Linked DNA regions of Mus musculus: regions 1, 2, 3, 4, 5 and 7 are each linked to region 6. A link is a loop called in an ENCODE intact Hi-C map of the cell type or tissue named here. Cell type or tissue: left cerebral cortex. All regions are shown on one strand.

The links. Hi-C counts contacts between places; a loop is a spot of excess contacts. Peaks named below come from ENCODE experiments on the same cell type or tissue, not always from the same donor. Only the 100,000 strongest peaks of a DNase experiment are listed, where the experiment ranks them.
Region 1: it touches region 6 in a loop (7-fold over the local background); 18 of 42 quality-filtered maps call a loop at or near these places.
Region 2: it touches region 6 in a loop (2.4-fold over the local background); 6 of 42 quality-filtered maps call a loop at or near these places.
Region 3: it touches region 6 in a loop (2.1-fold over the local background); 11 of 42 quality-filtered maps call a loop at or near these places.
Region 4: it touches region 6 in a loop (10-fold over the local background); 2 of 42 quality-filtered maps call a loop at or near these places.
Region 5: it touches region 6 in a loop (2.5-fold over the local background); 5 of 42 quality-filtered maps call a loop at or near these places.
Region 7: it touches region 6 in a loop (2.5-fold over the local background); 13 of 42 quality-filtered maps call a loop at or near these places.

Annotation. Positions count from the first base shown.
Region 1 is chr2:166,561,676-166,565,675 of GRCm38, reverse strand. It overlaps Gm29679 (predicted gene, 29679), which reads right to left and starts at 1,154. Exons shown (of 2, transcript NR_152154.1): 1 at 826-1,154; 2 at 1-735. In left cerebral cortex, CTCF peaks have their summits at 975 (motif pointing right) and 1,590 (motif pointing right); DNase peaks (open chromatin) are centred at 5, 996, 1,584 and 2,368.
Region 2 is chr2:166,353,859-166,357,858 of GRCm38, reverse strand. No RefSeq gene overlaps it. Among named protein-coding and RNA genes, the nearest start is that of Gm14268, 34 kb to the left of the region's middle. In left cerebral cortex, no CTCF peak of the experiment used is centred here; DNase peaks (open chromatin) are centred at 1,726 and 2,245.
Region 3 is chr2:166,344,973-166,348,972 of GRCm38, reverse strand. No RefSeq gene overlaps it. Among named protein-coding and RNA genes, the nearest start is that of Gm14268, 43 kb to the left of the region's middle. In left cerebral cortex, no CTCF peak of the experiment used is centred here; DNase peaks (open chromatin) are centred at 1,623 and 2,234.
Region 4 is chr2:166,481,280-166,485,279 of GRCm38, reverse strand. No RefSeq gene overlaps it. Among named protein-coding and RNA genes, the nearest start is that of Gm30908, 12 kb to the right of the region's middle. In left cerebral cortex, a CTCF peak has its summit at 1,531 (motif pointing left); DNase peaks (open chromatin) are centred at 1,478, 1,830 and 2,348; H3K27ac peaks cover 1,895 bases.
Region 5 is chr2:166,258,801-166,262,800 of GRCm38, reverse strand. No RefSeq gene overlaps it. Among named protein-coding and RNA genes, the nearest start is that of Gm11468, 13 kb to the left of the region's middle. In left cerebral cortex, a CTCF peak has its summit at 3,949; DNase peaks (open chromatin) are centred at 1,056 and 1,512; H3K27ac peaks cover 949 bases.
Region 6 is chr2:166,154,052-166,158,051 of GRCm38, reverse strand. It overlaps Sulf2 (sulfatase 2), which reads left to right and starts at 2,369. Exons shown (of 21, transcript NM_028072.5): 1 at 2,369-2,549. In left cerebral cortex, a CTCF peak has its summit at 2,347; DNase peaks (open chromatin) are centred at 3,177, 3,665, 3,678, 3,851 and 2 more places; H3K4me3 peaks cover 1,984 bases; H3K27ac peaks cover 1,807 bases.
Region 7 is chr2:166,098,718-166,102,717 of GRCm38, reverse strand. All of the region lies in intron 3 of Sulf2 (sulfatase 2), which reads left to right. Among named protein-coding and RNA genes, the nearest start is that of Gm52534, 19 kb to the left of the region's middle. In left cerebral cortex, no CTCF peak of the experiment used is centred here; DNase peaks (open chromatin) are centred at 1,635 and 2,188; H3K27ac peaks cover 802 bases.

The sequences.
Region 1 (4,000 bases), 410 kb before region 6:
CACATGGTATACAATGTAGGCAAGACACTCACATACATACAGAAAAGTAGACAAGTCTTTAAAAGTGCAGCAAGGCCTGGAATCCAAGCTGGCCACAAGCATGCCCATCATAACGGATGCCATACAGCCAGCCAGAGCATCCTGAGCACACAGGCCTGGGCCCAGGTGGGTCCCACACAGTTTGTGGGTGTTCATCTGCTTGGGCCAAGATGGACTTCATGGATTGCTGGGGTTTGTAGGTCCAGCCCAGCCAGCTGCTTCTTGGGCTAAGTTTGATGTGCAGGCCGTGGCCAGCCCTGGGTGACCTCCTCCTTCCGTTCCTCCTCATTTTCTCCCTCCTCTTCTTTCTCTCTTCCCTCATTTCCCACATACAGGAAAACACCGACACTTCTGTCCATTTCTCACGAGTCCCTCATAGTCCCCACCCGTCCCTTGTCTATTCGAAACACCGCTGGGTCTCTGTGGAAAGGTAGCCTTGCCTCTCAATTCTGGTTTCAAACAACAGTACTGATCTCTTTAAGGGCTTCTTTGAGGGTTTCAGGGCAGGGAGGGGAATCTTCTGGGTCATGTGGATTCCAGATGTGCGCAGTTGGAGTTGCCAGGAGTCTCTGAGATGTCCACAAGAATCCTGCCCCGGGGTCTGCAGAGAGAAGGTCCCCCAGAAATGATTCGGGGAGACTGGAGGCAGGGTGTCTGACTTTGAGCCAGTGCTGTCCTTGGATCTGGTGAGAAGACCTGGGAACATAAATTGCACACTTGACCCTACCGGGTGCAGGTGTCTGTGTTCCGTCTGGTGGGACTTTCAAGCCGAGGGGAAGGGCTTACCTTATGACTTCTGAGGCTAGAGTTCTTGCCTCTGTCCCCTGATCCTACAGCCCCTGTGCTTGCCCGAAGGAATGTCACTACCTCTCTCAGAGGCTCAGTTTCCTTCACGACAGCCTGGCCCTGAAGTAACTTTCTGAAGGCATGTAGAGCCCAGCCTGTCCAGCAGAGGGCACCAGGGACCGCGGATTGCCCAGAGGTAGCAGTTGCCTGGTAGGGTCCTTCCTAGGGGCTTCAGACACAGTTTGGCCACAGGTGCCCTCATTGAGGACAACGCCTGCCTGCAGGGGTGGCTGAGGCTAGGCTGTTTGGATAAGCGGCCAGGCTGAAAGGCCGAATGACGTATAAGCGTCTTTTCGTTAGTTTCTCAACGGTTTTTCTTAGGTCTCTCTCTCTCTCTCTCTCTCTCTCTCTCTCTCTCTCTCTCTCTCTCTCTCTGGTCATTATTTTTGATTCTGTCCTCCCCTCCCCCCGCGCCCCTCCCCCCCCGCGCCCTTTCTGGGTTTTCTTTGCCTTGTGCTGGGTCTCTGGGCGTGATTTTGGGTGTTTGTTTGTTTGTTTGTTTGTTTTTCTGTTCTTTCCTCTTCTGTTCCCTTCTCTCCTTTGCCCTTCGTCTTTCTTCCATTTGGATCCAGGAGAACACAGGAAACCCTTGTCACCCACAGAGGTGCTTGTGGGGGGTGTGGCCGCTAAACCATGCTTACTGTCTTCCCCCAATTCCCCCACTTACCACTGGAACCATTTAGAACTATGACCACCAGGTGGCGCTGTGGGCAAGGCTGTCTTGAGAGGGAGCCCCTGCCTGCTTCAGAGTTAAGAGGCAAGGCAGAGGGGTAGTGGGGGCCAGGGGGTGTTCAGGAGTCACTTGAAGGTAGAAACTGCCCACATGCGTATGTCCCGACGCCTTTGAAGAACCAGTTGTGACATTCAGACCTGACACAGTGCTCAGTGACTTGGTGACACTCTTACCACTCTACAGAGGGGGAAAAAAAAAACCCACTCAGTTGGCTTAAGGGTCAGATGAGTAGTTCCAGATGCAGTTCCCAGTCAGAGGCAGGGGCATTACATATGACAAACAGGAGCCACCAAAGCCATTGGATTTTTTTGTTGTTGTTGTTTTTTGTTTTGTTTTTGTTTTTGTTTTTTGTTTTTTGTTTTTTCGAGACAGGGTTTCTCTGTGTAGCCCTGGCTGTCCTGGAACTCACTCTGTAGACCAGGTTGGCCTCGAACTCAGAAATCCGCCTGCCTCTGCCTCCCAAGTGCTGGGATTAAATGCTTGCGCCACCACCGCCCGGTGCCATTGGGTTTTATGGACTCTCTTTCAGATATGCCACAGGAGGGCCTGGCTTTATTCTGGGAACCCAAGCAGCAGAGAAGAAAGTGGAGAAGAAAGAACTGAACGGGCCTGAGCTCATCACTGGGAAGAGAAAGTGACTTTGTTAGTGTGAGCTCTGCTTCTACGCGTTCAAGGGTGACTGCTAGTCTTAGCAGCATCTTGATTGGATCTGGGGTCAACTAAGAGATGCGTTTGGGTGGATGGGTGAAAGTGTTTTCCCGAAGGACTAGCAGATGGGGGAGGAGGGAGGCCATCCCCCGGAACGGATGGCACCTTCCAGGATGGCCCAGATATGAAGAGTTCTGAAGGAAAGGCAACACTAATTATCTTACTTAAGATTTCTGTGCGGTGATGAAACACCAGGACCAAAAAGCACGTTGGGGAAGAAAGGGTTTATTGGGCTTACACTTCCACAGTGCTGTTCATCACCAAAGGAAGTCAGGGCAGGACCTCAAACAGGGCAAGAACCTGGAGACAGGAGGTGATGCAGGGGCCATGGAGGGGTGCTGCTTACCGGCTTGATTTTCTTGGCTTGTTCTGTCTGCTTTCTTAGAACCTAGGATCACCAGCCCAGAGATGGCACTACCCACAATGGGCTGACACCCCCCCCCCCATTGATCACTAATTAAGAAAATGCCTTACAGCTCGATCTCAAGGAGGCATTTCCTCAAGTGAGGCTCCTAACTTTCTGATTAGCTTTTGTCGAGTTGACACACAAAACCAGCCCATACATTGCTTTAGCCTGTCCTCACTCACTCTTCACTGATGAGTGCATCTACCCAGATGCTGCTGCCGCCGCCGCCGCCACCATCCTTCACTGAGATCAGAACCTAGGTCCTTTGGCCTTCCAATCAATTCCAGATCGATGCCCAGCTTCTCTCTGGGAATCCTCCAGGTCTTTGGGACCAGGCTGAGGCATCCAGCCTCACTACTGAGTAGCTAGCAGGTTCGGAGCCTCTCCCAACAGCTACGGTTGGACTCAGTCCTGTGTAAGTCAATCCAATTGGTAAATCCCTTTGTGACATATATTCGTTCTGTAGGCTTTTCTCTGAAGAACCCTGAAGGACAGTGTGGGACACTCCTTCCCATATGGCCTCTTGCTCTGACTTCATTATATTTATTCCTCTGTGTGTGTGTGTGTGTGTGCGCGCGCACGTGCGTGCGTGCATGTGCGTGCATGTGCACACACACGTGTGGGAGTCAGTTCTTTCCTCTTACTTGTGAGTCCTGGAAGATTGGACTCTGATTGTCAGGCTTGGAGGCGAGTGCCTTTACCCGCTGAGCTGTCTCGCCTGTCTGCATACCTGCAGTTTTAGTTTGCTCTGGGACCCACAAAAGCCGACATTGGTCTCAGACAGAGGCAGAAGCCAGTCACAGGGCCCTGCCTCTCTGGCGATGACTGGTAGCCATCAAGTCACTTTTGACCAATGAAATGCATGGGTGCTGTGCTGGAGAAACTCTGGAAGGTTCTTTGCTCTGTGGAGGCTTCCAAGGAGCCTGTTTTCTCCTCCCCGCCCCCTTCCTTCCTGCTCTAACCATCATCTGGCCACTCCTTCCCACCTCTGCCGCCACCACCCTATCGTGGCTTGGAAGGTTCAGGGCCTTTGCATAAGCTGCTCTCTGCAGACAGTTCCCACGAATCCTGAGGTTCCTCCCTCTGGATCTGTCTCAGATTCCCTGTCGGTGAGGGTCACAGAGCTGTGTGGGCATGCTTCTCTGTCCTCACCAAGAATTTGTCTTTCTCTGCTTCCCCCGGGGCCTTCCTTAAATAGTGACTGAGTGCAGAGCTGGCAGGTCACTCCCCAGGCCCTTCTTTCTCTGCTCCAGCTCATCTGTCCCCAA
Region 2 (4,000 bases), 200 kb before region 6:
CACGGCTGTGACCTGGATGGACCTGGAGAGAGAAGCTGTGTCCCCTCAGCCCAGGACCTTGGCGCAGTCCCACCGTACCCTACCCAAGCAGTCACTGTGTTGGTTCCCACCAAGGGATCTGCACTTTGACCTCACGGAGAGACACACCCACCTAGCCAGCCTCCCCAGGAACAGGACAAGGAGCTAGGCTGTTGTCCAGGAGACTTTTCTGACAGAAATCTCAGTGATTTGGAGGGATAACTGCTAGTGGTGGAGTGGAAGGAGGGTGTGAGGAGCAAGCCAGGACTCTGAGCCTGTGACTGATGCCTGCCTCCCTCATCTGATGATATTCTCTGGGACAGTGGAGGTCGAATTGGGGGTGGGGGGGTGAAAGTAGACATTTCAGGGGGCTGAGGCGTCTGGCATCCAGTGTCAAGTGGAGACAATAAGTGAGTTTCCATTAATGCTGGGCAAGCCAGTATTTCAAAGGAATAGAGCATGTTGGGCCACTGACAAGAGGTGTCCAGAGTAAGGGACAGGGGAAAGAGCCCCAAGAGTCTTCTGGGGCCTCTAAGGTGGCCATATGAGAGGAGAGGCAGGGGCTGGAGAGATGGCTCAGCGGCTAAGAGCACACTGACTGTTCTTCCAGAGGTCCTGAGTTCAATTCCCAGCAACCACATGTGGCTCACAACCATCTGTAATGGGATCTGATGCCCTCTTCTGGTGTGTCTGAAGACAGCTACAGTGTACTCATATACAATAAACAAACAAACAAACAAATAAATAATTTTTAATGAAAAAGAGAAAGAGAAGAGAGGAGAGGAGGGGAGAGGAGAGGAGAGGAGAGGAGAGGAGAGGAGAGGAGAGGAGAGGAGAGGAGAGGAGAGGAGAGGAGAGGAGAGGAGAGGCAGGTATCATGATCATGGAGTCTAAGGCAGCACCATTCTCAGGTTTGTGCGTGGGAATGCTGCAGTGACCATGACCATGACCATGACCCTGACAGCTAGCATTACGGAGAACACTGTCTAAACGCAGCTTCACGCTATTGGAATAGGCATCTAACTTTTATTTTATTTTGCCCACAAAGGGCACCAGCGAGCCAAGGAACCAAGCCATCTATCTAACAAGGCAGAGCTCACAGCGACAGGGCCGGGTAGCCTTGTGGTCTGCGTGGGTTCCGCCCATCTCAGGGAGTCCTTGATGGTCGATCAGTTAAGGCAGCCATGGCCTCCACAAGGCAGGCACTTCGGGCCTTAAATGACCTACACAGAGGAGGGGTTTGGCAGGCAATTGCCAAATCAACCTGGGCTGCCTCACGTACATCCATGGCTTACACAGGTAACCTCGGACTTCCCTTGAAATGGCTCCAGGAACTCCAGGAGGCAGGGCACAATGCCCCATCAGGATTTGTGGGGCTCTCTCCCCTATTCTATTCCCCGCTGCTGTGAGGTCAGTGCCAGGCAGAAATCTCTCTTCCTCTGCAGCTCTGGGCCACCAGCAGGACAGTGTAGTCTGTGTCCCCTTTGGTAATCACCCACCATAACCTTGCCAAAGACGACATCATTCCAACCCACAAAATACGGTCCACTGCGCCCCATCTTCACAGCCTCCTCCATGGGCACGGACACGAATGCATCCACTTGTCATGCAGCTTATGTAAACATGATCCCATCCCAGTCACACTTCCTGAACACAAACACATGCTCACTGATCTGTAGCCATCCACCCCACAGCCCAGCTGCTGGCAGTTGGCTGCGGGGCACAGGATGAAACATAGGTACTGCAGAGTTGGGAGGCTGCCAGGGTGGAACAGAGGAAAGCCAAGCCTTGAAGGATGAAAAGAAATTTGTTTATGGAAAGCCATGGAAACCCGGGATTCATTCATTCATTCATTCAGCCATTCATTTGTTCATGTTGCTAGAGGTGATGCCTTCATTTGCTTCTTTGTGAATGATCCCGCTCCCCCAAAGAGAGTAAGCTCTCTAAGGAAGGGTTTCTTGTCCCTTTCTCTCCACAGACCTGAGCTGGGTCTGCCATCCATCTCCATAAGGAAGCTCTTGATAATAACTATGAGGTCCACAAATGTCTCTGTTATCCACAACTCCCGGGGCTCTCTCTGCTGGAGGCAGCTTGGCTGACCCCAGATAGGATGAGCATTTCAAAATGCATTAGTGACTTTTCTTATTTAAATCTCCTCACACGAAGCCACTTAAGGGACATTATTCTGGATTACAAGTCGAGAGGATCATCCCACGGAGGCAGGGAAGGTGTGGGAGCAGGCAGGAAACAGGAGGCTGGCTGGTCACATGGTATTCCTCATCAGGAAGGAGAGTTTAAAAAAAAGTGGAGCCGGGCTATAAAACCTTAAGGCCCGCCCCAGTGATCCATCCCTCCATCACAGAGGATCTTCCCCCTAAAGGCTCTAACCTTCCTAAACTGCACCACCAGTTGGGGTCAGGGTGGGGAGCAAGCAGTTAAATCCATGAGCCAATGGGGAGCGTTTCACATTCAAATTCCAGTATCACCAGTTAGAATCTTTGACTCTTCATGAGCAGAGATGAAATTAGTGGCCCCTTCCACGTGGAGAGAATAAATGTATGAGGAAGATCTCGGGCTGCAAACCCTGCTGGTGATTTCAGAGCTGTGGAGAGCAGAGGGTGGAGGTAGGGAGTGGGGCAGAAGAGAAAGAGAGGGGAGGAGCCGGGTGGTGGTGGCGCACGCCTTTAATCCCAGCACTTAGGAGGCAGAGGCAGGTGGATTTCTGAGTTCGAGGCCAGCCTGGTCTACAGAGTGAGTTCTAGGACAGCCAGGGCTACACAGAGAAACCCTGTCTCCAAAAAAAAAAAAAAAAAAAAAAAGCGGGGAGGAGGGAAGGGGACAGCTAGACAGAGACAGAACATTCCCGAGACCTAAATGGCCTGGGTCATCAAATTGCCCCAAATGTCACCTGAGAATCATTCAGGGCAGAGGGCAGAAGGGGAGTGCAGAGTCTGGGGTAGGGGTGGGAGCTCTCTAATCATAGGAGGCTTTAGAAAAATCTTTCTAGCTCTGAATCCCTTAGAGATGCATCGGCTCAGGGGCTGAGCCGGGATAGCCGTTTCCCAAAAGACCCTCTGTGGGTGTTTTGGGGTGTTCTCCAGATACACAGTTGTTATTTTAGTAACTGTCTGCAGAACCTGGAGATGGGCAGCGACGTCCTAGCTGGTGTCACTTTGTGTGTGGCTTGGTGTAAAACTGGTGTGAGGAGACAAGGGTGTGGGGAACAGCTTTGGTTGTGCAATGGAGGCTGACGCTGGGAACTTGCTGGCCTTAGGAGCTGCTGCTCTGGGATTTTAGAGGTTCTCTTTGAAGGCTGGCAGATGAGTTAGTATGAGAGGGAACCTGTGGCACTCACCCTTCACCAACCCTTGAAGAAAAAGGGAGGAGCCCTTCTGAGGGATGGAGACATCCTCCATCTTCATGGGCCAAGTGGGTACCAGCAGTTGGGAGGCTCTGAGCCTTTGTCCTGGCTGTTCCTTCCCCCTGGGTCCCTCTTCCCTGTCCTCTCATTTGGCTCCTCTTCTTCATTCAGCTTCTGTCTCACGTGTCTACTGCTTAGAACTGCTTTTCTTCATGCCCCACCCTATCCTCGCCATTCTCTAACCTTCGGTCTCTGTGTCTCCTCAACTGGGAGTCATCACTGTCATCTGTTGATGTGCTTAGCATCCGACCCCCTAGAGGAGGGACCGTGCCCTGACTGCTCACGGTTTGGATCTAAGAAGGTTTGGGGTTTGCTGGCTGAACAAATAAATAGCCTCGTAGTCTCTGAGTCATCCTTTGCTCCCGCTCAGATGGCTTTGTTTCCTGCTCAAGCCACATCGAGGTCATTACTCTTCCTCTCGCCCAGGACAGAGCCAAGGGGCCTTCCTGCTGGAAGCAGAGCTGGCAGGGCTTGCTTTAACAATGGCAGGTGGAGCTGAGCAAAACCCAAAAGCTGCACATGTGATGCTCACTGCTATCGAGGCAGCCATGCGGCTGGCTG
Region 3 (4,000 bases), 190 kb before region 6:
ATCAGCTTCCTCCACAGAAGCCTGTTTGCAGCCGGCCCAGACCTGGAAGGAAAACACCATTTAGCTTCTCTCCTCTAATCTTCGCCATGGGTCTCTAAATCACCAGATGTCGCTCAGCGCCACTCAGCCAGAAACGAGCAATGCTCCACAGTCATCCCTTCAGAGTTATGGTCCCTGTCACCTCCTGTTGATGGCTCCTTTAGGGTGAGAGGAAGCAAGGCTTGTAAGCCAGCAGCCTGGAGAGTGGCAGGCACTTGGGGGACCCTGCCGATACGTGACTATGCCCCTCTGGGACGGCTACTGCCCCACCAAATCACCCCTGGCTGCGCCCCTGTGTTCGTAAGTTAACTTATGACCTTCTCATGTTCCCTGGAGGTGACAGTAAGCCATCAATTCACAGCCTCCTGACATGTTCTGTGCGGCTGGTAAAAAATAAATGTCACCTGATATAATAACTGGGACTTTGCACATGAAAGTCTGGGCTTTACGCTGTCACAGACAGACAGACAGACAGACAGACGGCCTGCCAGCTTTTCAGGCAGATGATCTGCACTGTGCAGGTCTGTTTCTTCATCCATAAAGGGAGTGTGGAGGGCTGAGACAGGCCAGCTAGCTTTGTCTTAGCCACATGAGACCCAGTGAGCCTGTGCGAGGCTCAGAGAAGTCTCCTTTGTATCACTCTCTAGATCCTGGCTGGTATCTCAGGCTGAACTATATATAAAGTCGGCCCCAGGCCCTGTGACTGTAACCTGTGGCAATTACTTCCTCTGCATTGAGATATGTCCCTTGCTTCCTGGAAAGAACTTTGCTAGGATCCAGGAAGCAAAGGAAACTTAAAGACCTGGGAAGCACCTGACCTTGGCATTCACAAGGCCTAGATGAATGGTGATAGTCTCCTGGGAGCAGGGGTCTCTCAGACCTTCCTAGTCACCAGCAAGCTGTGCAAGGAGCTCCAGGCACGCAGCGTTAGTGCCTTGCCCTTCCAGCCCCATGCTGGGGTGAGATGTTCAGTGATGTTCATCTTAGTCGCCCACACTCCTGCAAGGAACCCCGGTACACTCACTGGTACACTGGTACACTTGCCTTGGGTGGAATCCTGGAGTCTGTCATTGATGTCCACCTGGGTGAATGGGGTTTGAGTCTTATCTCCCATGTACAGGACCATGTCTGTGAAGTACGCAGATGTGAAGAGGCCAAGGGGTCCTGTTTCTGGATCAGCCTGGGACCCTCGCTCTAGCAGCCAGTGTCCCCATGAGTCACAGAGAAGGCAGACAGGCAGAGGAGGAGACTACAAGGTGCAAAGCCTGGACTGGAACAGGCGAGACCACTCGGCTCCCTCCAACTCTCGCTGGAGAGATGGTGTCCGCTCAGATGTTATCTTGACAAGTCCTATCCGGGAACTAGACCCATTCTAATGAGCGTCCAGGAATTTAGTGTTGTCTTTAACTAACAAAACAAAAAAAATGATCAAGAAATGGTAGAGTCTCTCACCCAAAGGAAAAGCTATTACAAGAATTTATCTCACAGGGGTTTTTAGAAAGGAGAATGAAACAGGAGACTCAGTCTCCACACACGCCGCCCACCCCCCAGCAGCCCTGCTGGCTCAGACATTATCATTCTCTCCTGTCCCTGAAGTCTCAATGGTTCTCTTCACTACCGTTGCTCTCCAGCTGGAAGCATAGTACTGGGCGTGCTCTGGTGTCTGAGGAAAACTCTGTCTCCTCTAATCCTATCCTTACTTCCATCTTTCTCTCTCTCTCTCTCTCTCTCTCTCTCTCTCTCTCTCTCTCTCTCTCTCTTTGCCTCAGACCCTAGAGTCTTGTGACTTCTGGATAGCAAAGGGCAGGGGGACAGTGTAGAGAAGGCAAGCCATTCAGAATGCCAGCCTGACCCAGCTGGCGTTGGTGACTCGGGTGTCCCCTCTCCAACCACATCAGGAAGATGTGAAGGGAACAGAGGCCCAGGGGTAATCAGAGTTGGAATGGGGGCTTGATTACCTGCCCGGGGAATAGTGATTTATGGGTGATTCTCTCTCCTCCAAGGTTGGATGGGAGCTAATTTCCCGGCAGTCTTAAATCATGCCCCCCCCCCCCGCCACCCCCTTCCTGCACATGCCGCAAGGAAACTCAGGGGCTGTCATGTGCCTCGTGTAACCAACGACTTGATTAAAATGAGGGTGTTGAGGAGCTGTGCCCACCTCCCTGCCAAGGCGGGGGCTCAGCAGGAGCTGGCAGCGTCATTTATCCCTGGGATAGTGGCAGCCCACACACGGCTCGCTTAACTTCATGTTTGGCTGCTGATGGGTCTTCATTTATAGATAATATAAACAGGTTGACAGGGCCCTAATTAACTGATTTGTGGTCCCCTGGGAACAAATGGTTATTAATATTCATCAGCATTTGTCACACGTAGGCAGATGCCTGGCCCCGACATGATCATAATACGTCCCCTCCGCTGTGTGCACCAGAATTCCTGATTTGTCTCTGGCCTGTGGACTCCAGAGAGCATCAACAGCCGCTAATGGCCCCGCTCCAGGAGACTGCCTCTCCTTGAAGGTCTTGATGGTAGCATTAATGCATGATTTGCCCATTATAACTGGTCAGATTTCCCATCATCCTCTTCTCTCCCTGGGTGTCCTTGGCTCTGCTTTCCTCCCACACCTCCCTTGAATCTCTTCGCAGACAAACCTAGAATTTCCTCCTCCAGGAAGTCTTCTGGGACTGATCACTGCTGTCTCTCTAGATGGCATTATTCTTATCTGTTTGGGGTTTTACTAATTTGAGGGTGTGCTAATTGACTGTTTCGTTTTGTTTTATCCAACAATTCTCTGCCTCACGAACTTTTTTGAAAATTAGGATGAAATATATTTCTTCCTTTGGAAGCAGAGTCAGTTGAGGGTAGGAAATTAAATAACCCCCCACTCAGCGATGGTAGTAGCTGAGGGCCCTTTGAGGAGCTTATGAGCCACTTACCGACTCACCTCAGCTCCATGAGGCAGGTGTGTGAGGGCCATTGGGGCCCAGTGATGAAAGAGCAGAGGTCCAAGGGGGCATGGCCAGCTGGGTGATTGATGGCCTGGGAGCTCGGCCAGCCGGGTAATTGACGGGCTTGTAAGTGTTCCATGTTTGGTGGTCCCGAGCACTGACTCCTGTGCGCAGAGTTGTTTATTTATTGTGCAACTCTAGCAGATCTTCCTGTTATTTTCTATGTGTGCTCAGTCAGTGGTCTGTCTGTCGCAAGCCCTCTGTGCCCCTGATCCCCACCCCTGCTTGTGCTGCCCTGAGGAAAATAGAAGCCACCTCTCCCCAGGCTCTGAGACCTTGGGCAGGTCACCTGACACTTCTGAGCCAAAGGCTTTTTTCTAAGCTCCTGGTTCTCCACCAGAGAGACTTGTTTGTTTGTTTGTTTGTTTGTTTGTTGTTTTGCTTTGTTTCTCCTACCCAACCCAAGAGACTTCTGCCAAAGTCCTGAAATGTTATCACCCCAACTTAGGAGGGGAGGCTGTGGCTGCCATAGCCCACTGTCCCAGCAGACCAGCCTGTCACTGGGATACCCAGGCCCCAGGCCCCAGGCCCCAAACCAACTGTATTGCGGTAAAGGAACTCCTGTGTAGGAAATCAAGAGATTTCAAAATTCTGGACAAGGATGCCTCACCTAGCATACTGCAGCCTGGGGTCTCTCACCACCACTGCAGAGATGAGAAAACAAAACTTAAAACACTAAAAAAACCCCAGGTCTCTGCCTCCTAAGTTGCAGGAGACAGCTAAAGTGTGTGGCGCAGGTGTGTGTGTGTGTGCTCGCACACACACCACTCCCTTGTCTGTTGTGTCCTGCCATGTCTCTCAGACACAGCCCCTCCTGCTGAGGGCACTCCACTGAGTCAGGTGTTTCATTATTGGATACATTGTAGCACACGATGCCCGGCACCTGCAACATAAGGCTGGATCGATCAGCTTCCTTTATGTCCTACAGAGACGTGGGAAAATATCAGCACTCGGGA
Region 4 (4,000 bases), 330 kb before region 6:
TAGGGAAGTTCAGTCTGCCGCATCAGACTAGGCACCAGGAGTGGAGGGGCAGGACGATCGGCTGGACTGTGGCAGCAGGGGTGTGGATGGAGGTCATTCTCATGACAGGGGACCAGGAAGGAGGCCAGTGGTGACTCTAGTGTTTACTGTCAATGCAAAACAAAACAAAACAATTCTGAGCCTAAGGGGAACGTGAGATAGTTTATTCTGTAGCCATTTTGAGTGAGCGTGGCTAAGGAACACAGATTTGAGTTATCCCAGATTCCATGGTCCAAGGCAGAAGCAGTTTCATGATGTTTTTATGGTTTTACAGAAAAGAGAAAGTCATAAATCAAGGCTAGAGTGCACGGGTGGGTACATCAGACAGATGGCTGCAGAGAGATGGGGGGAGCTGTCCTAGAGGTCTCAGATGTGTCTGATGACATTGCTAGCGTTTGGATTCGTGGAATCCAGTAGTCTGCTAAGTTAGTAGATCCCAAGTTTTTTATCTACTAGCCACAAGTTGTTAGTCCACACACAGAGATGGGCAAGGAATGGCTGTCACAGATGGCTAGATCTAGCCCAAGGTCAGGTAATCGGCTCTGGAACCTGCCTGGTTCCAACCTCTCCAAGTCACCACAGTGCTAAACAGCCACAGTCTCTGCAAACATGGCTGCTCCCCAGGAATTCTCATGGACACTGGCAAGCAACATTTCACCTGGATTTCCTCCAAACCTTGCTAAGGTGATCTCAGCAGCTGATGTGCTTTTATAAAAAGGATATGTTTTATGGAGCACAGTATGGTGAGGTGGGAGGGGGTACCTCAGCCAGCCTATGCTGAGGCATCCCTCCCCTCCATTCCTAGGTACCAGCCATATGATAGGTCTAGTACAGAATAGAGTTCATTTGGAGGCATGGGAAGGAGAGTTGAGGGGATGGAGAGAGAGAGAGAGAGAGAGAGAGAGAGAGAGAGAGAGAGAGAGAGAGAGAGAGAGAAGAGGAGAAGAGGCTGGCCAGGCCAAGAACATGTGAGGGTCGGGGAGAGAAAGGTGTTAAGGAGGGCAAAGGGAATCAGGGTTCAGAGTCAGAGAGGCCCATCTGTCCCTTTTATAGGAAGCCAGGCCTACTGGCTGTTGCTAGGTAATTGTTGGGCGGAGCTTAGAAGGAATGCTAACAGCAGCCATGACACTTGGCATTTGAGAGACCAACTCAACACACTAGTCACTGGTCTTGGTCAGGAAGCTGACCTGTTCTTCATGGGCACTTGTGCCTGGGCATTTGCATGTGGGAAGAGAGACATTGTCACATTGAAATTACCTCGACTATTCTATTTTCCCTTATATTTCTTCTTATGTTATAGCCTGGACATCAAATTTAAAAAACAGAACCAAAAGGATCATGTGTGGGACCAGAGCGATGACTCAGAGTTTCAGTACGCTTAGCTGCTCTATCAGGGGTGGGGGCTGGAATCTGGTTCCCAGTGCCAGTGTTGGGTGGTTCACAGAGGTCTGTAACTGCATCACCAAAAGATCTGATGCCCCCTACTGGCAGACACACGCACATAAAATAATAAAGCAAATCTTAAAAAACTATATAGATTATACTATCTGTGACTTTCATTTTAAGTTTGGACTACAGTGGAAATGAATTTTGAAATTGTATCTACAATGTAGCTTCAGGACTGTTAGGGGGGAGAGCTGCTCTTCCTTAGATGTAGCTCTTTCCCCAGGGAGCCTGTGACCTCATTTGAAGGAGCTTTTGAGCGCTTGCTAAATCAAGCCAGGTTTTCATGGCAAGAGCGCCTTACTTTTCTTCTTAGTTGCACGTCCTCCTCTGCCAAGACTCCTCTTACGGCCACGGCTGGAGGCTGGTGTAATTTTTATCCTTACATCCTCGGGCTGTCGAGACATGCCTGGAATTGTCCCCATCAAGTGTGGCAACCTGGCTCCGGTTTGTTACAGATGCTGCTGAGGCTGCTGCCAAATTTAGGCCACTGTCAGTGAGCAAATAATTTGTCCCTCCATAGGAGATAGAGAGACATCAACTCGAAGGAGCAAGGCAGGAAGCTTAGTCATGCAGATGGCACAGAGCACAGAGGGCAGAGGAGAGGCCTCCTTCACAGTCTGCAGCAGCCTGGGGTCTGGAGCCTGGAGGCAGCTATGGAAACACTGGCCAGGGCAGCCTGTGCTCGGCTCAGCCACAGAGGCTCCAGACAGGAGCAAACAGCACCGGTTCCCAGGACACCGAGAAGCAAGAAGTTAGCCAGAGGCTGCCTGGTCCTCAGCACACACAATGGGGGTCATTCCCCATGGAATCTGGAAGCCTCAGCTGATGCTCAACACACTGACTGGTTCTCACAGGGGACGGTGGGGGATGGGGGACGGTGACTTAGCAGCCAGGAGAGGTCTCTTGGATACTGGGAGAGCTGTCACTGTGATTCATGGCTCCTCTGACATCACAGGGAGGATGCAAAGTCAAGGTAGCCCAGGAAATGGGACATGGAGGCAGGACAGACAGACAGACAGACAGACAGACAGGCAGGCAGGCAGGCAGACAGGCAAGCAACACACACACACACACACACACACACACACACACACACACACACACACCACAGCAAATAAGGAATTGATCAGATAGGACGCCTTTAGTTCTTGTAAGCCACAGACATAGCCCTTTCCAGAAGAAGATCCACTAAATAAGGTATTCTGAAGCCACATGGAGACTGAAGACAGTAGGCACAGACCCCAGGGTTCAAATTATGCATCATCGGTGTCTTTTCACTTTTCTTCTTATACGTGGAGAAGAAAACAACCAAATAGTCGAAGAAAGGGAGGCTCCACATCAGAACCAGTAGAGGGTCTGAGCAGGAAGCCTTGGCATGGCTGTCTGCTGGCACTGGGAGAGGCAGGCACCCCTCTATCTGTGAAACGGGAGTGATGCTGGCCTTAAAGGGCAGGCTTCTACTGAACACTCTGGGGTCAGTCCTGGAACACTGGGCCCTCCAAGAGATGACTTTTTAAAACGTCCTCTTGCACTTGGCAAGGCCTGGGTAGCCCAGTAATGCTTATCCTGCTAAACGTTTCTGGGTAGAACTTTCTAGATGCCCCTTGGTGTCCCTTGTCTGCTGTTATATTAATACAACCTCCTATTTCTCAGTGTAAAGATGTTCTCACATGCGCCATGGCTTGAAGTGTTCACAAGGCTGCGTTCTGGTCAGTAGGAAGGGAAGTGATGGTCTGAGTTCCACATTGTGTCCTTCAACATGAGTCTGTTCCCCCGTCTGTACTCTTCCTACCTTTGGGAGTGTGACTCTGTTAGTGACTCTGTGGGGGCGGTTTAGGGTCGACATTCCGGGAGGGTGGGGCCACAGGCAGGGCCTGTTCCCCAGTGTCTCAGAACTGCAGCTTTAGGTATGGGTAGAAGGGGCAAAGGGGCGTGGGACACAGCTTATGGTTGTAGACTTGGCCTCTGTGTCTCCTTTACCCACAGGACCTGAGTTCTTTTGTCTGTCCTTGCTTGAAAACTCCAGTCTTCCCTGATTCCACTTGACTTCTGAATTATATCTTCCACCCCTGCTCCAGGTGAGGGACCAGCATGTATCGGGTGACCTGAGAGTCTGTGCTGCGGTCTGAATCTCCCCCTCTAGCTTTGGCATCTAGAGTGCTCATGACCTTGGTCTAGGAAGGGGGTCATCTGCAATCACAAGAGGTTGGATCAGAGGCTTGGACAGGTCCTGTGTTCTTGGGACATCTCTGACTTCCAAGTATGACAAGGCAGCCATGGTACTATAATTAAATTAAGACGAGGTCGGGTGGGAGGATGGGGGGCAGGGAGGATCATTCCATGCTGGCGACAAGATGAGAAAGTTGGGAGATTGGACAGGCCAGGTGTAGGCAGACTGAGTGAAAGGAGCGAGAGATCAAGACAGGAAAGACACTGACAGAGGAGGCCTGTGACACAAGTCAGGCCCAGCACTTTGTCTCACTCCACCCCACCCCAAGCTGCTGCCTCCCTCTTG
Region 5 (4,000 bases), 100 kb before region 6:
AGAACTTCTAAATGTGACCTTTCTCGTCCACATGGGCATGCCGTTTATGTGGTCCTGTTTTCAAGAGTTTCACTGTAATTCCACTGCCTGGTGGGGTGGTTAGTGGGTGATACTCTGCCAGTTCTCACACTCCTTGCCTGGAAAAGAGGATGAATGAACTCGGAGTCCATGAGAAGAGGTGACTCCACTCACCCCACCCCTGCAAATTCTCCCATCTTGGTTCCAAGCTTGGTTCTGTAAGTCCCAAAGGCTGAATTCCCCTTGGTACCCAGGGACATCAGCAGTCACAGCCGCCACTCTGGAAGCCCCTGGGAGGCAGGCGAGTGGGTATACTTTGCACTCAGGGGTCCTTACTCTTCCTTTGTCACCTCTTAACTAAGGACAGAACTCGTGTGAGTGTCAGCAAGTGCTCTCCCACTTGGGTACGAGCCATATTTCCAAGCCTCTTTAGCTTTTCCTTTTGAGGCAGGGTCTAAATTCCCCAGGAACTTGGCCTTGCACCTGACCTGTGGTCCTGACTGTCCTGAGTTTGAGGTGTGCCACCTCAGCCTCTGAGAAGGCTCAGGGGGTTCAAGTCTGTTGCACCACACCCAGCTAACTTGGGGCTGCTTCCTCGAATCCTCGACTTCTGGTGGCTCATGCTGCCTTTGCATCCTTGGGGGTATCCAGTGACATCTTAACACACCCATGTCAGCCTGTGCTTCGGAGGAAGGTCGATGTGGATCCTCAGAGGATGTGCTGGGGTGAAAGCTGAGCGCTGACTTCCCTCCCTCATCCACAGCTGTTTCCTGTCACGGGTCACAGCCCTTGGAGGCCACTGCTGAATGCCCAAATGTCTTTTTCTAATGACCCTGCAAGTTTCCTGAGAGGCTGCTCTGTGGGTGACAGTCAAAGGGGCACTGTCAGATTCTCTGAGGGCTGTAGACGGTCTCCATCCTGTCCCCACACACTTGTAGTTAACAGATAGAACTTTCAGTTGTGAGGACACCCACAGTCCCTGCCCGAGTTTGGCACTGGGTACCTTCCCCAGCATGGCTCCATTTATCTGTGAGGCCTGTCCCTGGAGGGAGTCACATCCAAGGTGGCTGACTGCTTGGCCCTTCCTCTTTGTTCCCTCCCTGAAGTTTATGCTGCCTCATCCAATCTCAGAGCCTCTGCCAGAATCTGTAATGAACATATATTTCCACACAGACTTTTTAAATTGGTCCAATCTTCTGGGATCCCAGTGTCCACATTATAGACATCACGGGGTTCCAAACCGAGCCCAGAGTTTAAAAGAGAGCTGAGCCTCATTCTCTCAGATGCTTGAGAGAAACACTTCTCCTGGCCAGCAGCGTAGGGTACCGGGAATGCTTTAATAGTTGCTTTATCAGCTCCTCTGTCAGGAAGCCTCTTGGCCGATGAAACATTAAGCCGTTTGAAAAGTATTTTTTTTAACTTCTTTGTGTGAAGCCCTCTTAGATGTGAGAAAGAGTGGGATTCAGCTCAAGCAAATGAAGCAACTCTCCGAGAGTCCCCATCCTTGCCAACAATTTTGCTGCAGTCTGAACGGTGCCAGTATGACACAGGGCCCACTGCTGCAGGCGTCAAGTAGGGCATTTACTAATTCAGAACTCTAAGACTTTGGTAGAGTGCTTGCCTAACAGGCATGGAGCTGTGGGTTCAGCCCAAAGCACTCACTAAACCAGACATGGCGGTCTATACTCCAGCTCTCAGGAAGCAGGAGCAACAGGGGCAGGAGTTCAAAGCCATCTTCACCACATAGGAAGCTGAAAGCCGCAGTTTCCCAGGCCATGACATTGATACCTGCTTCCTTATACATGAAAGTGTGTGTAAGGTGCTGCTGAGAGCGGTGCCCAGAGATGAAAGCAGGGGTCCCTGTTACTGTTGGGGGGCTCACTGAGAACTGTGTTGTGATCTACAGCTGTCAATCACATCTTGGTCTATGAGGCCCTGCTGGCCCTAAGCCCTTAGCGTTACATCCAAATATACGGCCAAGCTCAGAATCTCGTGGGCAGCAGAGGCTTCCAAGGTGGGAGATGCACATTGTATGGAGCTGTCCCCACAGTGTGGGGGACACTCAGTGGAGAAGAGGTTCACTGTGTCATTGTGAACCTCCCCCCAGGTGGCTCCTGTCAGTCCCCTGGGAGGGGTTCATGCACTGAGATGTCGCAATAAGTAGCCATAAAAACTTAGCTAAATGTTTAAATGCAGGCAACTTACTATTGCAATGTCTTAACGACTGGATTTGGCATAGTAGCCTTCAATGAGGCACGATGGTTCCCTCCCATTTGGGTTGTCACAGGGGATGGAATGGATAGAGACAGGGAACGTAGGGCGTGCTGAACCTCAGATGTCAGAGGTGCAGAGGTTAGGATCCTGGGGTGGGCTAGGCCACACAGGTGATACACTTTAAGTGGAGAGGGGAGTGTTGGATCATCCAAAGCTACACTCGGAAGTCACAGGAACAAGATGTATTTATTGTGCTACTAGATCGATATATGTAGAGCTTTCCGAGGGTGGGGGCCACAGCCCCTGGGAGGATGAGGAGAGAAGAGGGTGTGGCTTGGCTGGAGTGGGTGTGGCTACCCTTCTGATCCTTGTTCCTTTTCTGTTATAGAACTCAGGCTGTCACAGAATGGGTCCTTCCTGCTGGGGGAGGCACATGAGACTTCTAGCCGAACTCTAAAACCTCTCCTGCATCAGGTCTGTGACGATACTCAGAACTGTGAGCCACAGCCAACCTTCCCTCCTTTAGCTTGTTTATGTAAGGTGTTTGTCAACTGTGGAGGGGAGCTAACCCACATCCAACCAAGAGGAATGGTTATAGAAGAGGAGGAGATGAAGCCCATTGTGGCAGTACACACCTTTAACACAGCACTCTGGAGGTGGGGGCAGACAGGCGGGATCTCAATGAGTTGGAGGCCCATCTTGGTCTACGTAACAAATTACAGCCCAGACATGGCTACATAGCAAAATCTTGTCCATATATGTTTCTCTTCTCTGCTTCTGAGTCCTGTGACAACTGATGCCTCAACCCAGCTCTGCCTGTCCCCAAAACTCCACAGAGCATTGGGACCACCAGAGGAGGGCCTCATGCAGCTCCAGCTGGGACCCAAGGTTCCCATTCAGCAGGTTCATAGCCTAAGACCTTACCAACAGGTTCAGAGGAGCAGAAGAGGCTGGGGGCTGAGAGGACAGAGACTCTCTCCCACGTTCACCTGAAGATGGGGACCGCTTGACCTGGGTGTCCTAGTGTCTTACTCAGTGGCCTCTCCTAGGTGAGAGCCTGTGGCGTGTGGTTTAGGGGTTCATTTTGTACACGCATCTCCCTTCCCCATGTCCGGTTCACAAGTCTCCAGCTATATCTCCTCCTCCTCCTCCTCCTCCTCCTCCTCCTCCTCCTCCTCCTCCTCCTCCTCGATGCTCCTCCCCAGGGACTGCCCAGAGCTCTCCTCTCCCAGGGTTTTTACACCCAGGTTGCCCTCTGCCCACCCTGGTCTCTCCAGGGCTCACTAACCCCCTCAGACAGACCCTCCATGACTTTGACCTTGACCTCCACTATCCCTTAAATCACCCATCACCTCCCAAAGATCCTGCAACTGTTGTTTGTTTTGATGGCCACTGTTGTTTGTCCTTCAGCGTAGAAAGTAGCAGTCAAGGACATTATTCGGTTGCCTCCTGTCTCAGCACTCAGAGCACAGCCTGGCAGGCCAGGGCTCTGTGAACACCTGCTAGTGATGTCACAGGAGCAGAGACTGTGACCCAGGCTCCAGATCTGCCTCCCCATAATATTCTGGTGCCTGCCCTGCTATTTTACTCTTTCTCGTGGGAGAGAGGGACCGGGACGTTCAGGTCCTGGGGAGGGGGGAGGGGAGAAGGGCCAGGCCCAGCCTCCAGCGCGAGGCACCCTGCAGGGCTGTGCCTGTCTGCTCTTTTCCCTCCTCTCTGGCTCTCAGCAGGAGGCAGCACTCTTAAGCTTTCATTTCATCCATTATGA
Region 6 (4,000 bases):
CCACAGAGAAAAAGCAAGGCATAGGGGTGTCAGGACAAAGGTTCTCAAGGTTAAACCAACAATGGGGGTGTTAGCTTGAGAGTCTGGAGTTCAGACGGCTCCATGGTTGTATACCCAGCTCTGCTATTTGCAGAGACGGATATTAATCAGGAGCACAGGGGTCATAGAAGAAAGGCTGGCCTGGACCAAGTGTCTAGAAGGCAGGGGCTGGAAACTCAGGTCCTGGGGACCCTGTGTAGCCCACCCAGGCCAGAGATGAACTGTAGAAGAGACAGTGACTCCCCAGGCTGGGGGACTCTGACCCTGAAGTCCCTCACATCTTTAGATCGACACAGAAGTTCTTGAGTGGGGCCAGCCGTTTTCATCTTCCTGGAAAGAGCCCAGGCAACAGGCTGAGGCCCAGACCAGCAGGGTTAGGTGTGCACTAGGAGTTAGGGGGAAGTCAATTGTCTTAACTGATTAATGATTCCCTGAATCACACACCCAGGTACACACACACACACACTTGTCCCTAAGCTCTGTCTCCTCCTCTGTAAAGAAGAAAAGTGGTCAGGTGCTGGCATTGCCACCACTTTCCATTTCCATTACAACAAAGAAACATAAGAGAAATCACATGATACCACCCTCCTCCAGCGCTCAGTCCCAACTGGGAGACTGAGAACTGCCCTCTTTCCTGGAATTTCTGTTGGGCACACCCATCTACAGAGAGTCAAGTCTGAAGTGCAAGGGTGTGGTCCTAGTGTTTTCTGATGTAAATCCCCAACTTCTAGAGCATTCTCTAGAACCTCAGAGCAAACAGGGCACAGATTCCATTCTGCATCCTTCCTGCCCAGACCGCAATAGGACACTGCAGACCTGCTAGAAAGTCACTGCTGAAATAAGGCATGTGGTTCAAAGCCAGGTGCAGCCTGTGGGCTGTGTACAAGCCTCTGTCATCTCTGAGCATACATGTTCTCCAAAAACTATGAATGTACACTTCATGTGATGACCAGGTGCAAAGCTCTCCATTTGGCCACAGAACCTGCTGTTCTTCCTGGGAGGAGAACCCCAAGCCAGGATGGGTATAGCATGTAAAGTTACCTGTTGCAGAAAAAGAGAAGGATACAAAAAGATCAAGTGTATACATTGTTGTTGCTTCGTGTGCTTCTGAGACAGTATCACTATATAGAAAGTTTGACTTTGGGTGATCCTCCTGCCTCAGCCTTCCCAGTGCAGGCATCACAGATGTGGGCCACGAGAATACTGTCTGAGTTGACCCTATAAGGATATATAAATTAATCAATTTAATTATTCAATTAAATGTCTGGGATGTTGAAACTGATTACACCTGCTTTTCTATCTGTTTTATTGGTTTATTTTCTGAGATTTTTTTCCTTTTGTTTTGTTTTGTTTTGTTTTGTTTTGTTTTAATAGGGTCTCCTGGACCTCCAACTGGTCTTAATCACCCTGTGTGTAGATAAGGGTGACCTTGAATTTTTTATTTTCCTGCCTTTGCCTCCCAAGAGCTGGGATTGCAGGCGTGCACCAGCACTGTACATTTGATGTTTGTTTGTGTGTTTGTGCTTTCTAATGAAGTTCTCAGAATCTCAAGGATGGGAGCCCTCTGCCCCAAGCATCCAATGAACAGCGCTGCAGGGGCCCAGCCCCTTCTCATGCAGCACTGAGACTGGAATGCCTGGGGGTGGGGTGGAGGGTGGGGGGGGGGGTTCATGAAAGCGAATACTCACGCCTAACATCCTGTATCCAGCCAGGACTCTACACTAGCCAAAGGTGGGGCTTGCCCCCGGCTTAGGAAAGCAAGTTCAGGGTTAGTACAACGACTGTATGGGCGGAGTCGAGAGCCCCCCACGCAGTCCAGACAACCCGCTTGAATTTTAGATAAACAGCGAGGACGTGATTTTAGTGCATCTCCATCGGTGCCCTGTTATTTTTACTACGTGAATTTGACAAACGCTATCCATCAGAAAACTAGAAAAATCCCACCAGGGGAAGGAGGATCTTGAAAATAAGCGCAGCCTGGGGGGTCAGATACAACTCCGGAGCTCAGCTTCTTGGGTTCAGATCCTGATCCAACTATCTGACCTTGGGCCAATAACTTAACGGCTCTGTCTTGATTTCAGTATCTATAAATGGATGAACATCTTGGAAGACTTTCAGGGGTTACGTTTCCATCCGAGGCCCGCCCCGTTCCACCGCAGGGTCGATAACCCCCTAGCACATCAGCTGTACTTTCTGAAGCTACTGGTGGGCTCTGTGAGGCTCTTCACCCACCCTTGGCAGCCAGGGCCCCCTCAAGCCTCTGGTGGCTTCGGGGACGGCAGAAACCGCGCAGACAGCACCACCTGGAGTCAGAGTTCTCCCTTTACCAAGGGAACCGGCCTCCCCTTTCTTTCCCATTCCCGGCCCATGTCTGGGCAACGCTTCTGCTTTCGCTTGAGCTCAACTTAATTTCTCAGAGAGCTTCGGAGACGCGTGGGAAGGTCCCAGGCGCGTGGGCAGTTCCTCCCGCGATCTAGCTTGGGGATCGGCCCGAGCCGGCGTCTCCAATGGCAAGTGTGTGCGTGTGTGTTTAGAGGCGAGCGCGGGGCTTTCAGCTAAGGCTGCCGGGTGTTTGCAAACCAGGGCGAGCCCCTGTGAAAGCGGATAAAAGAAAACATTTATTAACGTGTCATTACGAGGGGCAGCGCCGGGCCGGGGCTGTCGCACGCCTCAGGGAACACTTGGCTCCTCGCTGCTGGGAGGGAGGAGGACGAAAAAGCGGAAAGAGGCTGGATTCTCTGCGCGCCAGCCCGGGGGCCTGATCCATGGCCCTCGCGACTTCGCGCCGGTGTCTGGTGGACTAAGAGATGCGCCCCCGGTCCGAGTGGCACACACGCGCGCACACACGCACGCGCGGTCCCGGCTCGCCGGCAGCTCCCTGCTCAGCGCACATCAGCCTCAACTCCGCGCCCAGGGCGAGCGGGAGCGGGTGCGGGTGAGTGCGCCCCGGGCCCGCGAGGGTGCGCGCTCGGCGGCGGGAGCGCGGCCGGCCACCGGCTCGGCAGGCAGCAGGCCGGGAGCCGCCGGGACTTCGGGCCGGGGCGCGGGGCGGCCGCGGCGGCGGAGGTGAGGAGCGATGGCTGAATCGCCGGGTCCCCGGCGGGGCGGGAGGCGGCTGGGTCCTGGGTCCTGGCGCGCGCGGAGGCCGGGGCGGGCGGGGCGAAGCAGAAGCCGGGATGCCGCGGAGGCGGCTGGAGCAGCGGCAAGGCAGAGTCCCCTACGCCCCGCGGCCCGGCCCGGCTGCGGCAGAGACGCGGTGAGGCCGCGGGGGCCGCGCGGTGAGTGGGGCGCGGGGCCGGGCCCGGATCACAGATTCCAGGGCGAGCACGGTTCAGGTGAGCCCAGCCGGTCCCCGCTGCCCGGCTCAGGGAGGGTGTTACCCGGAGGTTTAGGTACCGGCCGGCCTCAGTGGGGCTGACCGATTTGACCCCGTCTGCAAGGCTGGGCGGCTAGGGGAGGACTTCCCGCGCCCCGGTGGTTCCCGGGGAAGGGCGCGTGGACCCGCGGGCTGCAGGAGCATGGCCCGGTTGACCCCTTGAGGTTTAGATCCAGAGGGCCAGCTAGAAGCCAGACCACGTGTGGCTTGTCCGGGCAGGACCCGAGCAAGCAGGGACTAGGAACTCGCAGAACGGAGGACAAATGAAATCGTAAAACTTCTCCCGCGCCAGGTCAGAACCCATCGCCCTGCAGACCTGCGTCCGCCGCGGGCTCCAGAAGCCCGGAGGGGACGCTGCAGCGGGGACTGCGACTTCGTTTAGAGAGTAGTAGTTCATTCATTCATTCATTCGACAAGCATTTGTGGCGCTCTGAGTGTACCAGGCACGGAGTGTCACCCAGGGAAGCGCGGATGGTAGTGTTAGTCCCTGCGAGGGCGGCTGGTGGCGAAAGGAGGCTCCAAGTGGGCAGATGGAAGGAGCCACCCGCGGGGCCATGGGTCTGCTTAGTGATCTCTGCCTGGAGG
Region 7 (4,000 bases), 55 kb after region 6:
TTCAGACTCTCAGGCCACACCCTTCTTGACTATAGGCCAGTGTGAATATTGGGAGATGTGATTGTAATCCCCTTCCCCTCTACCTGACAGTGCCCGGAACATGTACCCACATCGTGACAGACATAACTTCATCACTGTCCCCAGGGAGGTAGCGACACCCCTACTGGCCCCACTCAAGTTCATAGTACTCTGCACACAGACTGCACTCGGCTGACACACACACACCCCCTTCCCCTGCACCCCATTCTTGTCACAGTGCTCTTACAGATACTAAAATAGAAAGCCTTTGGGATTCTGGTTTGGTTTGGTTTGAGGTTTATTTTAGTTACTCTGTGTGTGTGTGTGTGTGTGTGTGTGCGCGCGTGTGTGCGTGTGTGTGCACGCGCATGCATGCTCGTGTCACAGCATGAAGGCTGAGGACAGGGAATGCCTCACAGATGTCAGTCCACTCCCTCCCCTGCATGGGTTCCAGAGACTGAGCTCAGGTCATCGAGTTGGCAGCAGATGTCTTTACCCACTGAGCCATCCTTCCAGCCCACAGAATGCCTTTAGAATACGGTACCTGCCCTTGCGCAGGGTATGTGCATCGGCCTGAATACCTCAGCCAGATCGATCCTGTCAGCTGCTGGCTCATCACATACCCGGTTTTAGCAGGTGCCCACTGGGGCTACAGTGTCCAGACGGGCTTGTGCCCTCTGGACTTGCATCCTTGGTGGAGGGGAGAAACATATAGGAAAGTGGGTGCCTCAGTGGGGTGATCCCAGAGAAACTGAGAAGAAGTGACCCTGAGTGCAGAGACAAAGGGGAAGGCAGGGTCATCTTGGGTCAGACATCACATGGAGAAGGGGCAGGTCCGTGAGACCGACAGAGGGGTGTCCAAGGCAGAGGGAGCAGCTGGTGTAAATGTCCTGGGGCGTTTAAGATGCTGGAGGTCGGAACCCTGTGAGCCAAGCACAAGTCACTGTAATGGAGTCAATGGTCTTGAATTCAGAGGATCCTTCTGGCTATTTGTGGATGATTGATTCTATGAGGAGACAAGAGGGGAGGGAGGCTGAAGTATGGGGGTGAGTGGATAAGGTGTGCACATGTTCTCTCTCTCCCTCCCTTCTTCCTTCCCCTGAAAGGTCTTGTATGCATTTAAAATAAGCATTCTACCAATGAGTTAAACCCCAGTCCCTAAACTTCTCTCTCTTTGTGGACTGTCTTACCCAGTGGGCTGACATGGGCTCAAAAGAGCCACCAACTTGGGTACAGCTCCTGAACAATGGTTTCCTGCTCGCTTCTTGGGACAGAACACCCTTTTCTGCTTTTAAGGTCTCTCACCTCAAAGTGTGAACCACAGGTGGAAGATGATTTCCTGTGCTCCAGGGACACAGCAGGGCATGTAGGCTGACAATAGGGACCTCAGCGACCAAGGCACAGAAGTTGGGGCCTGTGGCTTGTCCAGGGTTACAATAAAGAAGGCCAAGAAAGAGGAAACCTTGGGGATGTGGGAGTGAATTGACTTCACAGTATGGAAGGGACCTGCCCACGAAAATAAGTCTTTAATGAAATGTCAGCCACACACCGTGTGATTCAGCGGGTCCGCTCCGGAACACTTCGCCTCCTTCACTGTTATTTACCAGTTTTGTTGAATGTTCGATGTGGGTGGAGGTGGTGTAGGGTGAGCCTATGCCAAAATTGCTGTTGTCCTTGAAACAGCCCTGTTCACAGCTCTACCCAGATGGCCAGGGACCAGGGAGGGAGGAACGGTCTGTACTACACTGCAGGCTGAGCTAGCCCTCCAGGCAGCCCTACAGCAGACCTCAGGATATATCTATCACCATCTCATCTTCAGTAGGTGCCTGGCCTCTTGCACAGCAGTAAACCCTGGTGTTCAGCCGTCAGGAAACAGGGGTGATGCCCTCTACATGTGTTCTGCAAGGGGCTGACAGGTCCAAGGTACAGATGTGGTCACTCTGCAGGCTTGCTCTTATCCATTCTGTCACATGCCTCCTGCAGCACAGGGTAAAAGGGGAGCATGCACACATGCACACGCACATGCACACACCCCTGCACATACATGTGTGCATGCATGCACACACCACACACAGTTGCCCTGAGATTCCCATTGTATCCTCCACTGCCCTCAGACTCGCAGCGATGCCTCCCAGGCTCTCCGATGCCAGGCATCCTGCCAGCTCATTTCTATCCCTGATCGCCGCACGACACAGCTTTTTCAGACCACAAACACATTGTTATGAGGCCATTTGAGTTTGTTTCAGAGCTAGGAGAGATAACAGAAGGGTCTGGGCCTCCTGTCAGGCGGCGAATGGCTCCCCAGCAGCCCTTAACGCAGACAAGTGGAGCGAGACAGCCAGGAGGGGAGGCGCTTGCCTGCTTCAAATGTTAAGCAATGGACAGGGCAGAGGGAAGGACTGGGGGCCTGATCCCTCACAGAGGAAGGTGAGCACACAGGTGATTTCCCATATCTGGCATCAGTTAAACCAGGTGCTAACAGGCGAGAGGCTGATAAACCAGGTGCTGACAGGCGAGAGGCAGATAGGATGCAGATAGATGCTTGTTACGATGATAGTTTAACTTTAGGAACTTGTGTCGTGGTTTTTTTTTTTTTTTTTTTTCGAGGCAGGGTTTCTCTGTGTAGTCCTGGCTGTCCTGGAACTCACTCTGTAGACCAGGCTGGCCTCGAACTCAGAAATCCGCCTGCCTCTGCCTCCCAAGTGCTGGGACTAAAGGCGTGAGCCACCACACCCGGCTTTGTGTCATGGTTTTAAGCAATATACCTGAACAGTCAGCCTACATCTCTCCAGGTTCTACCTCCAAATTCAACCACCAAGGATCGGAAGTGTTCAGAACCAAGTGCAGACGTGCTGGTCGAGTCTAGATTAGTTTTCTTATCATGATATCCCAGACTAGAGGGCGTAATAACTATCCACAGATCATTATGTCAAACTGAGTTGTCTAAGAAACCTGGGAACCAGCTTGAGTATCTTGGACTCTGCATGTGGGCCTGTGGTCTGGAAAAGCTGTGTCTCAAGTTGGAATGAGCTTCTGGTCTCCACAGGCCCTGGAATCCCTCACCCACGTGAGGAACCACTGTTAACAGGCATCCAGAGAGGGACATTATTGTCTCCATTATAGATCTAAAGAGCCAGGCACAGTGTCTCAGACCTGTAATCCCACCACTCAGGAGGCTGAGGCGGGAGGATCAAGTGTCCTAAGTCAACCTGGGACACATAGCAAGACCCTATTTCAGGAAGTAAAGAAAGAATAAGAGATTTGCCAAGGGCACACTGCTGGGGGATTACTGCATGCGTGAGGATTTGGGAGGTGATGGATTTGAAGTTGTTTTGTTTGTTTGTTTGTTTGTTTGTTTGTTTTTACATTCTTTGCGTGTGTGCGTGCACACCTGCATGTGTAGAGGACAGAGGACAACTTTCAGAAGTGTCTTCTCTCCTCCTACGACATGGTCCCCAGGGACTGAACTCAGGTGTCAGACTTGGCAACAAGTGCTTTAACCCCACTGCAATATCTTACCTGTCCTGTTTGGAGATTTTAGAGTTTTGCCGGGCAATGTCGCTTTCTTTGGGAAAAGGTCTACAGTTTGCACAACACCTCCACAGACCCTACGATCTGTAAGCTGTCCCTGGGTCCCTGTGTCATGGGTGTCCATTATTTTTTGTCCCACCCACTTCTCTTCACTGACATCATTTAGGATTGCCTTCAGCTAAGGTCCCTCGGCTACCAGTGGCATCTCAGGAGCGCTGACATCCCTGTGCGTTTCTTGTGCCTGCCGTGTCTCCCTAGAGTCCTCTCTCTGTCACCAAGCTCTCTCTGGTGGCATCTACTTTATAGAACATGTGACTGCTCTGACACTGGGTGCCTGAGGCAACACGGCTCTCCACTCGGGAACTGAATGGCTTGTGTAGCAATGTGTCAACCGCAGACTGTGCAGGAAGGGACACACTTGACCCTTGATCCTGATGTCCCGTCCACACAG